Regions from separate parts of the Homo sapiens genome. Here region 2 is linked to region 1. A link is a contact called in ENCODE Hi-C data. All regions are on one chromosome and are shown on one strand. The core of a region is the stretch at or near the end of the contact, and the rest is flanking DNA. Distances in the headings are between cores, read along the strand shown.

Region 1 (5,832 bases), core at 2,099-4,598:
CAGGAATTCCAACACATCTTCAGGCTCCACTTCCAATTCTAGCTTTCTTGCTATTTCCACTACATCTACTGTTATTTCATCCACCTAAGTCTTGAACCCCTCAAAGTCATCCATGAGAGTTGGAATCAACTACTTCCAAACTCCTGTTAATGTTGGTATCTGATCTCCTTCCATGAATCCTGAATGTTTTTAATGGCATCTAGAAAGAGTGAATTCTTTCCAGATGATTTTCAATTTATTTTGCCCAGATCCATCAGAAGAATCACTTATCTGTGGCAGTTATAGCCTTACCAAATGTATTTCTTTAATAATGAGACTTGAAAGTCAAAATTACTACTTGATCCATGGGCTGCGGAATGGATGCTGTGTTAGCAGGCATAAAAACAACATCAATCTCCTTCTACATCTCCATCAGAGGTCTTGAGGGACTAGGTGCATTGTCAATGTGCAGTAATCTTTTGAAAAGAATATTGTTTTCTGAGCAGTAGATCAAAACAGTGGGCTTAAAATATTCAGTAAACAATGTTGTAACAGCTGTGCTGTCACCCAGGCTTTTTTCATTCTAAAGCACAGGCAGAGTAGATTTAGCATAATTTTTAAAAGGGCCCTATGATTTTCAGAATGGTAAATGAGAACTGGCCTCAATTTAGTCACCAGCTGCATCACCCCCTAACAAGAGTCAGCCTGTTCTTTGAAGCCAGGCATTATCTTCTCCTCTCTAGCCAAGAAAGTCCTAGATGGCATCTTCTTCCAATTTAAGACTGTTTTGTCTACACTGAAAAAATCTGTTGTTTAGCACAGCTGCCTCCATAAACTCATCTTAGCTATATCTTCTGGACTTCTGGATAACTTGCTGCAGATTCTACATCATCACTTGCTGTTTCACCTTGCACTTTTATATTATGGAGACAGCTTCTTCCCTTAAACCTCATGAGCTGAACTCTGCTAGCTTTAAACTTTTATTCTGCTGCTTCCTCACCTCTCTCAGCATTCACAGAGTTGAACAGAGGGCCTTGCTCTGTATTAAGCCTGGGCTTAAGGGAGTATTTTGGCTGGCTTGATCTTCTACCTAGAGCAAAGTTTTTTTCCTATCAGCAATAAGGCTTTCTAATCATTTGTGTTCACTGGAGTAACACTTAATTTCAAGAACTTTTCCTTTGCAGTCACAACTTGGCTAAGTGTTTGGTCCAAGAGGCCTACCGTGCAGCCTATCTCAGCTTCTGACACGCCTGCCTTCCTCACTAAGCTTAATCATTTCTAGCTTTTGATTTAAAGTGAGAGACGTCCAAGTGTCACTTGAACATTTAGAAGACATTGTAGGGTTATTAATTGGCCTGATTTCAATATTGTTGTGTCTCAGGGCCTAGGGCAGCCTGAGCAGGCAGAGACGATCAGAGCAGTAATCAGAACATACACAACACATATCAATTAAGTTCACCATCTCACATGGGCACAGTTCATGGCACCCCAAAACTACTACAATAGTAACATCAAAGATTGCTGATCACCGTAATAGATACAATAATTATGATAAAGTTTGAAATATTGCCAAGAACTATCAAAATGTGACTCAAGAGACATGTAGTGAGCACATGCAGTGTGAAAAATGGAACTGGTAGATTTGCTCCACACAGAGTTGCCACAAACTTTCAATTGGGGAGAAAAAAACACGCAGTATCGGCAAAGTACAACAAAGTGAAATGCAAAAAAAACAAGGTATGCCTGTATATGTCTTTACTTGACAAAATAAGCAGTCAGATACTATGTATGGTAACCCCACAGTTTTTAATTGAGCCACGAAATCCCAGGGTCTGGATATCACTGATCTATTTATTCAACTTTTTGTTTTTTTTTTTTTTTTTTAACATAAACTCAGACCCCAAGGTTTCTATAAACTCACACCGAACCAGCTGCGGGGTAGGGATTAGAGAGAGATCTCCAATCTTCCAGGTTCAAGTTCTCCACTTCATTAATAGCATAGCCACCAGCTTTTGCAACGTAAATACTGAACTTTACACCCATCTTGTAAAGTATGAATCGAAGGTAAGTGTATTAAAGGAATTATATGGTAAATTCTTCTGTAATCTAAAAGGGATCTAGTTTTAAATGTTGGATTTTTCTAAAATAGGATTCACCCACACAGTATTTCCTTGGTATTGCTTCACATTTCTGGTGTGAAAGAGTAACGGCTGCTCTTACAACTGTTTGTTTTTGTTTGTTTTGGGACGGAGTCTCACTCTGTCGCCTAAACTGGAGTGCAATGGGGCAATCTCCGCCTCCCCGGTTCAAGCGATTCTCCTGCCTCAGCCTCCCAAGTAGCTGAGACTACAGGCGCCCACCACCACGTCCGGCTAATTTTTGTATTTTTAGTACAGACGGGGTTTCAATAAATTGACCAGGCTGGTCTCGAACTCCTAACATCGTGATCCGCCTGCCTCAGCCTCCCAAAGTGTTGGGATTACAGGCGTGAGCCACTGCGCCCGGCCACAGATGTTTAAGAGAAGAGAGGGGGGCAGTCTGAGTTCTACTTACACACATTTAAAAATCAACACATAATGTGAGCTTTCAAAAACCGACCGGAAGTAGATGGAGGTACAGATGTGAAAGAACTGCCAAGAGTTGGAATAATTGTTAAAGCTGGGAGTACTTGGAGGTTCCGGGATACAGTACTAGTCTCCTTATTCCTACTTGTTTTTTTGGTAAGTCTTTGAAATCTGATGCACTAAAGAGTTTTTTGTTGTTGTTTGCTTAAGTATCCGAGATGAGTGGAATCCAGCCAGAGGCCTTTCTGCAGAAAACCAAGACGAAGAGATGTCAGCGTCTCCGCCCCGACAGAAGCAAGCTCATACCTATGCTTGCCGCGACAACCGCATAGCTCAATGCGACTTCAAGCAATCAGCGGCCAGACCCAGGGAGACCATCCGGCAAATTCCGGGAAGCAAGAAGTCCCATCCCTAGCTAGAGCTACAGCCCAGACGTTCGGTCCGCTAGCTAGGAGGCCTCAAGCTGGACCCCAGGCGGCCCCTGGCTCTCTAGATTACTCACCAGCCTCGCTGTAGGCCAGGCGCAACACCCGGCCCAGCGTGGAGAAGGCGCACCGCGGCTGGCACAGCTCCTGGCCGGCCACCGCGAACGCCTCCACCTTGCAGCCCGCCGCCACGAAAAGCGCGTCACGCCCCCCGCCACAGAACCGGTCCGGCTCCAGCTTGCAGGGCACCACCTGCTGCGACCCGAACGGGTGCAGGTTGTACAGCTGCACCATCCCGACGTCCGGCGGGATGGCACAGCCTGCCCGCCCTGCAGGGCGCCCGGAGACCCCGCGCTGACCGCGAATGTAGGACTACTTCCGCGAGCGAGCCAATGACGCCGGGTCACGTGAACGCCAGCCGGCCCCGCCCGCGGCTCCGCTACTTAAAGAGGCCGCCGCGGGGCGTGGCAGGCGTCGGGAAAGCGGTCACGCCAGCCTGGTCAGCCCGCGCTCTGGCGCTGCAGTGCTTTCGGTCTCTGCGCCTCCCACTCCGCCGCGCGAGCTTGCCACTGCTCTATGCTCAGTGGCCGGTGGGTGCGGGGACCGCTGGGTCCCTGCCTTTCGTCTTTTACTGCTTTGGGCCAGGCGGTATGTTTTGGCTTTTGAGTACGTTCTGACAATTCATCATCTATCTTGTAACATTTTGTACTTACTTTGAGGAGCGTTATTCATGTCTCTTCAGTAGTCCCTGAGCTTCTGGAGGATGGGGTTGCAAAAACTGAAATGGGGTGCAACTCGGGGCTAAACACTCTGAAGAGTTGCTTTAAAATAATGGAAATTCTAGAATAGTTCAGCTGGAAAGAGCAAAGCCTTGAACGTGCTTGGCAAAAAGATATTTGTTGAAAGAAAGAATCCATGGACTTCATCTTGTAGGCATTTGACAAAAGACTAGTTTGAGCCCCAGAGGATAGAAGAACTAGGAGGGAAATCCCCTGGCTTTCAGTCCAGTGCTCCTAAAACTATGCAGTAAATTATCTATTCCTGACATCTCAACGTGGAGTTCACGATCGCAACACTTTCCCTTTTCTAAAAAAATCAGATTTAGATAAAACAAGTAGTATAACTTTGTCCAGTTCACCTAGAAAATATATGTGTTAGCATGGATTGAGGGATGCTGTTTTATTTAGGCACACAGGGACATAAATGAAAGTGCAACATTTTCTTCAGTCAGTTTCCAGTTCAGAATTTGTAAATTAGATGCAATTGGATTGAAGTTAAACTTGCCTCCCTTTCCTAGGCCCTTCAGATGAATAAAGTACCTCTAAGTAATGGGAAACAACAGGTTCGTCAAACTCAGTGAGTTAGAGAAGTAAACATGGAGGTAGCTCAGGTCAGGAACTAGGGCTGCAAAAAATCACAGAAGGCTCCTATGGAAAACAACCAGACTAATAGTCCACAAGTTATTTGTTCTAGATACAAAACTTAAGAGCAAATATCAAAATCAATAGTAAAAAAGATTCCTTTCCACAAGTATCTGCCATATTATTCTTTTTGGCTTAATTTTCTTCTTCAAGACTTAATTATCCTAATTCAATTTTCTCCTAATGAAGACTGATATTAACTTTAGTGTAATTTCACCTGCATAAAAAGAATGTCTGTTTTGGAGAAAGAAGTGAGATTTGCTCAAAACCTGGAACCCCATTCCTTCCTAGAGATAGTGTCTTCTTCCTTGCTGTAGTCACTGCACCTGACTCATCTAAGATTCTTTGGGAAGAGACATGCTACCCAAGGGAAGGTGGGGCATGTGTCTGGTTTCCACGTTTGTCAGGAGCTGTGAGCAGGAGCTGCCCACTTGTATTCCTGTTACGAATGCAGGGGCAGCAATGGCACACCATCAATTCCTTGCGGGAGGTTGCATTTGTTTGCAAGGGCTGCCATAACAAAACACCACAGACTGGGTGGCTTACACAATAGATATTTCATTTTCACAGGTCTGGAGGCTAGAAGTCCAAGATAAGATGTCAGCAGGTATGGTTTCTCCTGAAGCCCCTTCTCCTTGGCTTGAAGATGACTACCTTTTTATTATGTGTTCCTATGGTCTTTCCTCTGTGTGCCTGCATCCCTGGTGTCCTTCCCTTGTCTTATAAAGATACCAGCCATATTAGATTAGGACCCACCCTTATGATCTTATTTAACCTTAATTATTTCTTAAAGGCCCTATCTCTATATACAGTCACATTCTGAGGTATTGGAGGTTACAGATTCAACATATGAATTTGGGGGGAAGACACAATTTAGCCCATAGCACATGCACTTAGGGTAGCACTCTGTTGAAAAGGGTTGTCTTGAGAACTTTCTTCCTTCCTTCCCTCCTTTCTCTCTCTTTCTTTCTTTTCTTTCTTATTTAAAGAGATGGGGTTTCGCTCTGTCACCCAGGCTGGAGTGCAGCAGTGTGATCATGGCTCACTGTACCCTTGACCACCTGAGCTCGAGCAATCCTCCCATCCCAGCCTCCAGATTAGCAGGAACTATAGGCACATACCACCATGCCTGGCTAATTTTTAAAATTTTTGTAGAGATAGGGTCTCACTATATTGCCCAGGCTGATCTTGAACTCCTGGACTCAAGCGATACTCTCACCTCAGCCTCCCAAAGTGCTAGGATTACAGGCATGAGTCACTGCACCTGGCCCTAGAACTTCTTTAAGCTGTATTTGCTGGGGAGATTGAGGGTGCTATGTGGGTAAAAAGCTCCCCCAAGTTTCTTCTAGGTGACAACACCACTGGGGATGGCTACAAAAATGGTTCTGCAACAACATGGACAAAGAGCTCTACTCAACCAGCCTAGAAAAGAAGGATTCTGGA
Region 2 (5,948 bases), core at 1,580-4,079, 260 kb after region 1:
TCGGGAGTTCGAGACCAGCCTGACCAACATGGAGAAACCCCACTTCTATTAAAAATAGAGAATTAGCCAGGCATGGTGGCACATGCCTGTAATCTCAGCTACTCGGGAGGCTGATGCAGGAGAATTGCTTGAACCTGGGAGGTGGAGGTTGCAGTGAGCCGAGATCTCGCTATTGCACTCCAGCCTGGGCAACAAGAGCAAAACTCTGTCTCAGAAAAAACACAAAAAACAAAAACAAAAGCAAACATTGAAAAGATTCCAGTTCTTGTGGTTCTTCAAAATCATACTCAATTGTGAAACTAAATGAAGTACAAGTCCCCAGCCTGGGAAATGTGAAGGAAAAGCTCAATTTCCACCCCTGCTTGTGTATGTGTTCAGGTCTGCCTGGCTGTTTCTTGGTTGAGTCCCCCTCTACCTCGAGGTCAATCAAGTGACAATATGAGGCTGCTATGAACCAACCAATGTTTATTTTGATCAAAAAGCTACATCATGAGTTGGACATATGAGAGATGTAGTGTGATGCAAAGGCAAGTTAGGCAGAGCCATCTTATCACAATAGACATTTCTGTGTTCTAGCAGGGTAATGTGCAGCAGGAGCTTAGAGCTTAGTGAACTTTCATGTATTAAGCAGGAGGCAAAGAGCTGGGTGCCACAGTTGTAGAGACTAATAAGGGACTTATGAGATGTGAAAGGTTTGGTGTGGAACACAGAGTCATACATGCATGTTTCCCACATGTTAACCAATGCCAGAGGAAGGAACCGGGTATTCCAGGAGCACAAGGAGCAGCCAAAACTGAGTCACGAGAGTTGATGAACAGAAGAGACGTCCTGCAGGAGACACTGCCTGAGTTGGATCTTGAGAAATAAGTAGGACTTACCCAGGTCAAAAGGGAGAGAAACACATTTTCATGAGAAAAGATGTACAGGGCCAAGGTGGGTGAGATTTTGGTGTTTATGGGGCTTGAAGGGTGTGGAAGAAGGTGGAGGAGCAGGATATTGAAGAGGCTGGTAGTTTGGCAGATCATAAAACGCTTTGAATGCTATACCAATACCAAAAGAAAATGCTTCTGACTGGGCATGGTGGCTCATGCCTGTAATCCCAGCATTTTGGGAGGCTGAGGCGGGTGGATCACTTGAGGTCAGGAGTTTGAGACCAGCTGGGCAACATGGCAAAACCCCGTCTTCACTAAAAACACAAAAATTAGCCGGGGATGGTGGTGGGCACCTGTAATCCCAGCTAATAGGGAGGCTGAGGCAGGTGAATCGCTTGAACCTGGGAGTCGGAGGCTGCAGAGATTGTGCCACTGCACTCCAGCCTGGGTGACAGAGTGAGACTCTGTCTCAAAACAAAAACAATAACAAACAAAAAACGCTTCTATGGTGCTTAATATGGCAGGCCTGCTTCTAAGTGCTATCAAACGCTTACTTAGTCTTTGTAGCAACCCTAGGAAGTAGCTATGACTATTATCCCCATTTTATAGCAGAAGAAATTGAGACCCAGAGATGTTGAGTAAGTTGCCTAAGGCTACAGAGCTAGCGTAGAGCTTGGATTTGAATGTAAGCGTTTGACTTTGAAGAAAATGCTTTTTCCGTACTAGGCTGCTTCTTAGTAATGACCCTCAAACGGAGGAATGCAATTGTCAAGTTTTAGAGTGAGCAATCAGGTTGCAATGCAGAGTTGGCTTTGTGGGAGTCAAGACTAGAGCCCTGATTGCTAGTTAAGGGACTATGGAAATTCTCCTTGCAAGAGGTAGAGTGAACATGAACTTGGCAGTGGCAGTGGAATGGAGGGCAATGTGTGGATTTGAGAAACATTTGGGAGTTAGAATAGGCAGGGCCTTTGATTGATTTGATGTAGAGGTAACTGTATGTTTGACTGGAATAAATCCCAGACCCAGTTCTGGGTTTAAATTTGATGTGTAATCTTGGTCATTTAATTTATTGTCTTTGCACTTTAGCTCTTCTGTTTCAAATGAGTTACATTATAACCCTGACATTGAGAATCTGCTGGAGAATTTGAAATGGCATATATAAGGTGGCTGGTGCAACATAAATAGGAGCAGCTGAATACATGATAAAATTATATTAGGCTGTTGGATTTTAAAGGATTGATCTAACTTTAAAAGTCTTATTTGAAAATGTACCTGCTCTTGGAAAGGGTCACATCTTGATATTAGCCAGTGCCTCAACGTTTTCAGTTAGTACTCAAGAGAAATTATGGCACCAGAGGAGATGAGGGTCGGAGTGGGGAGAATGGAGAGGGAATGGCACCCGTAGGCAAGAGAAAGATGCCCTGATAAGGAGGCCAAGAACAGCTCCTGATTTCATAGTTTTACCTTGAAAAAGCTGGTGTTTGAAAAGCTTTTGGGAGGAAAAACAGAAGTGGTAGTCTTGGAAACCAAGACCAAAACCAGAACAGGTGAAGTATTGGCCATTGGCTGAATTATCCAGATAGCTCCTGCTTTCCCCTTATGTTCAATAGTCTTTTGTAGTCCCATGGGCATTGACAGTAAAATAAGAAGAAGCATCTTTTAGAGAACAGTAAGAAAAGATAAAATATCCCTCTAAATGCTTACCTCATTGGTTTTGGCCAAGTCCTTTATGATGTCTGCTTGTTTTTCATCCTGGGGCTTCACGCGGAACACCTTCTCCCTTTGTGGAGGCAAATGAAAAAAAAAAAGTGAACTGTAAGGAAACAACCTTTAATTCTCTTCTACACAGAGACTGGAACACAGGAAGTAAGATTTACCTGTCAAAGCGGACAGGAGCAATTGCAAGAGTGGTAGCAATCAAACCCACAGGCAGGATGAGCCTCATGGTTCTTCTTTGCCTGCCTTGAGACCCTCTGGCAGTTTTATGCCTCAGCCCTTATCTTGATGAGCAGCTGATTTCCTCTTAGGGTTCTGTTGCACAAACTGTTCCCCTTCTTCCCCCACACCAGGTTTTTTTTTTCCAGCTGGAGAGGGAAAAACACTAACCCACCAAGCACATGCTACTTATCTACCTTTTGCAATAGGAAATACCCATTTTACAGATACAGGATGGGAAGCAAATGCCTTTAGCAAATAACTTGGCCAAGGTAACAGAGAAAGTATGTTCACAGAGCTGGGATTTACTAGTTCTATCTGTTCTAAAATACTACTCTACCATTCTGCTTGAATTGAATGATGGAAGAAATTAGTTTTAAAATTTGCACTTGGAGACTGAGATGAATTTGGGTATCTGGCCATAAAATCTTGGTGAGTGGTTCGTAATAATGTAAAATATATTTTTGAAGCTAGAATGTAAGTTGTGAAATTAAAAACATTTAAATTGACTGGGCACGGTGGCTCACGCCTGTAATCCCAGCAGTTTGGGAGGCCGCGGCGGGTGGATCATCTGAGGTCAGGAGTTCAAGACCAGCCTGGCCAACGTGGTGAAACCCTGTCTCTACTAAAAAATACAAAAATTAGCCGGGCGTGGCGGCAGGTGCCTTAATCCCAGCTACTTGGGAGGCAAAAAAAACCCCAAAAATTTAAATTACAAAATATAAATGTACTAAAAATGCTGTAAGTACTATGGCGAACATTGAAATGTTCACCATTTAGATTTTACAATGATAACATTTTTGTTATATTTTTCCTGTACTTCTCTGGGTAAAGAAATAAACACTAAAGACCTAAAGCACTGCCCTAACTCTTTGCCCTTCTCTTCTCTCTGTCCTCAGAGGTGACCCCTATTTCTAAGGCAACTTGAGAACTACCTGACAGCAAGAAAATATCAATGCTGTAATGTTTATTAATTGGACACTGTCTTCAGAGCCTGGATGCTGTAATTGCCAAATAATGCCTTTTGAGAGTTGAATTAATGAAAGCCACCTATAGACCATTCACAACCATCTCTGGAGGGATGTTTAGTCTTGAACACAACTTGGTTAATTATGGGAGAATAACACCTTTACCTAGAATCATAGGTAACCTAAAAGAGTAAGTGAATTTATCTAATCAGTTAACTTATTAGAATTTCCTTTTTGAAAACCACCTCTTCACATTGACAAACGTATAGCTGACTGTAGATAAAACTTCTCAGAGTCACGCTTATGTACTATCAAAATAGTGTGGTTGGAGACACGCCCCTGTTATATATACAGCAGCAGTAATTCCATTCTTCTCTATCTGATGGGTGTGTGGTAGAACTCGGGACTTTTTTTTATTTCCCCAAATGGATTTTCCGGCTCCAGCCTTGCAGGTAAGGAAGAGGAGGGTTTTACAAATGCCTTCATGTTCTTGACACTGGGCAAGCTCACCAGCACTGAGAACTCCCAAAGCAAATGCTTGCTCCATTGCTTTTGACTAAAGATACTTTTGACCAGGGAACAGTGAAAAAGAAAGACCTTGACTTTGGGTTTCGACAGACATCACTTCAATGTGGCTCCCACACGCTAGCTACATCCCCTTGAGCAGGCTGCCTAGTTATTCTGGGCCTTGGTTTCCTCATTTGTAAAATGGGAATGCTAATGTGACTCTAACAAGTGGCTGTGAGGCTTAGTGAGACAGGATATGTTAGGGACTTCGTGGTAGGTGCTAAAAAACACGTCCATGCTCTCTAGACAGTTGATAAAATGTTCATGTGCTGTCAACAGAGACTTCCAGTGGGCCACTGCCAGCCTGCAGAACCGGTATCAAAATAGATCATGTGGTAGATTAAAGTGGTGGCCGTGACCTTTAGGGATAAAATATGTCTCTGTATTTGTTTTCATGTGGACTACTTCAATAATTTTTTTTAATGTTATAGCTTTGCTTTTTAGAGTTTTATTTTCTGATTCTAAAAATTATAAATGCCCATTGAAAATGATTCTGGAAAATACAGGAAAGGTGAAAGAGGAAAAATAGAAATCCTCTTAATTTTAGAATTCTGTTATATTTTCTTGAAGCTGTTTCCTCTGTGACTGGTTTTAAAATTGTGTGGAGAAAGCTTCTATGTCTGTTTTTCAGGTCAAGTAGGAAGAACACTTTTATTTTATTTGGGGAATCTAGGTGAGTGCTTTGAGGACTTTGGTATTTCTCAGGATAAGACTTTGTTAATAAATAAAAGTACATCTTTGGCTTCTTAATAGATTACATATTGGCAATTTCTTCTTTCTGGAATATGATATAAACATGTGATGTGTTTGAGACTCCCACTGCCTCTCCAATCTATTTAGCCTCTGAAGAAAAATACAATAGATGGATTTCAATAATGTTCTAGAGCTTTTTCTCAGAACAAGCGCTATTTCTTGGCAAGCATAGATCAGTGCTGCCTTATATTACTGCATCAAGATTTATAAAAGGTCTTGGCATATGTGTGGGTAGGATGAATAATTGTCAAACCCCGTATCATTTTAGGATTGACTATGTAAGACTGTGATGTTTCACAGATTAAATCAACCTCTTTAAAAAGTGACTTAGAGGTGAATACTTCATGCAGCCATAATTTTCCATCTTTCTTGAGCTCTGCACTTTCTATGGTATTTGTAGTAGTGCACGTCTAGCCATGATTTAAAATATCACCATATAGTTTAGCTATGCTTTTCTCTATATATTTTTAATCATTATCACTCAGCAGAACCCTTTTTGCCCCCAAATTAACATGTTAACTTGCTATGGTCTGCCTTCTTTTCCTTCTAGAAATTCTCTCTTTGACCAATTCATATAGGTCAGCTTGCAGAATAAGATGAACAAATGGCATATGATTCTAGGTATGTAGGAATTCCATAATCCAGATGAGAAAATCAGTCTTGCTATTTTCTACCCACACCACTTGAGAAAGAAAGATTCAGGGGCTACTCTTGTGCTGTTGGTTCACTGTTGCTTTGGGAGCTGAGAGCTTGGAGCTGAAGGAAAGGCTCAGAGCCTGCTCTGGGATCTCAGGGTGGGAGTGGGATAAAAGAGGGAGAAGAAGAGGTATCCCCCCAACCTGGGGCTCTCAGG

The links. Hi-C counts contacts between places; a loop is a spot of excess contacts on that map. Pooled maps may share reads with other maps.
Region 2: a map of MCF 10A shows a loop between it and region 1 (5-fold over the local background). The contact joins the promoter of CPA3 here to the promoter of HPS3 in region 1. A Hi-C loop is called at or near these places in 4 of 168 maps with a recorded cell type or tissue (GM12878, K562, MCF 10A and 1 more), 12 of 37 single-sample maps with no recorded cell type and 20 of 50 pooled maps.

The regions. Positions count from the first base shown.
Region 1 is chr3:149,127,154-149,132,985 of GRCh38, reverse strand. It overlaps HPS3 (HPS3 biogenesis of lysosomal organelles complex 2 subunit 1), which reads right to left and starts at 3,348. Exons shown (of 17, transcript NM_032383.5): 1 at 3,046-3,348. The coding sequence starts at 3,262. RefSeq lists enhancers at 2,807-3,306, 3,088-3,347.
Region 2 is chr3:148,862,177-148,868,124 of GRCh38, reverse strand. CPA3 (carboxypeptidase A3) reads right to left here and starts at 2,829. Exons shown (of 11, transcript NM_001870.4): 1 at 2,750-2,829; 2 at 2,577-2,652. The coding sequence starts at 2,817.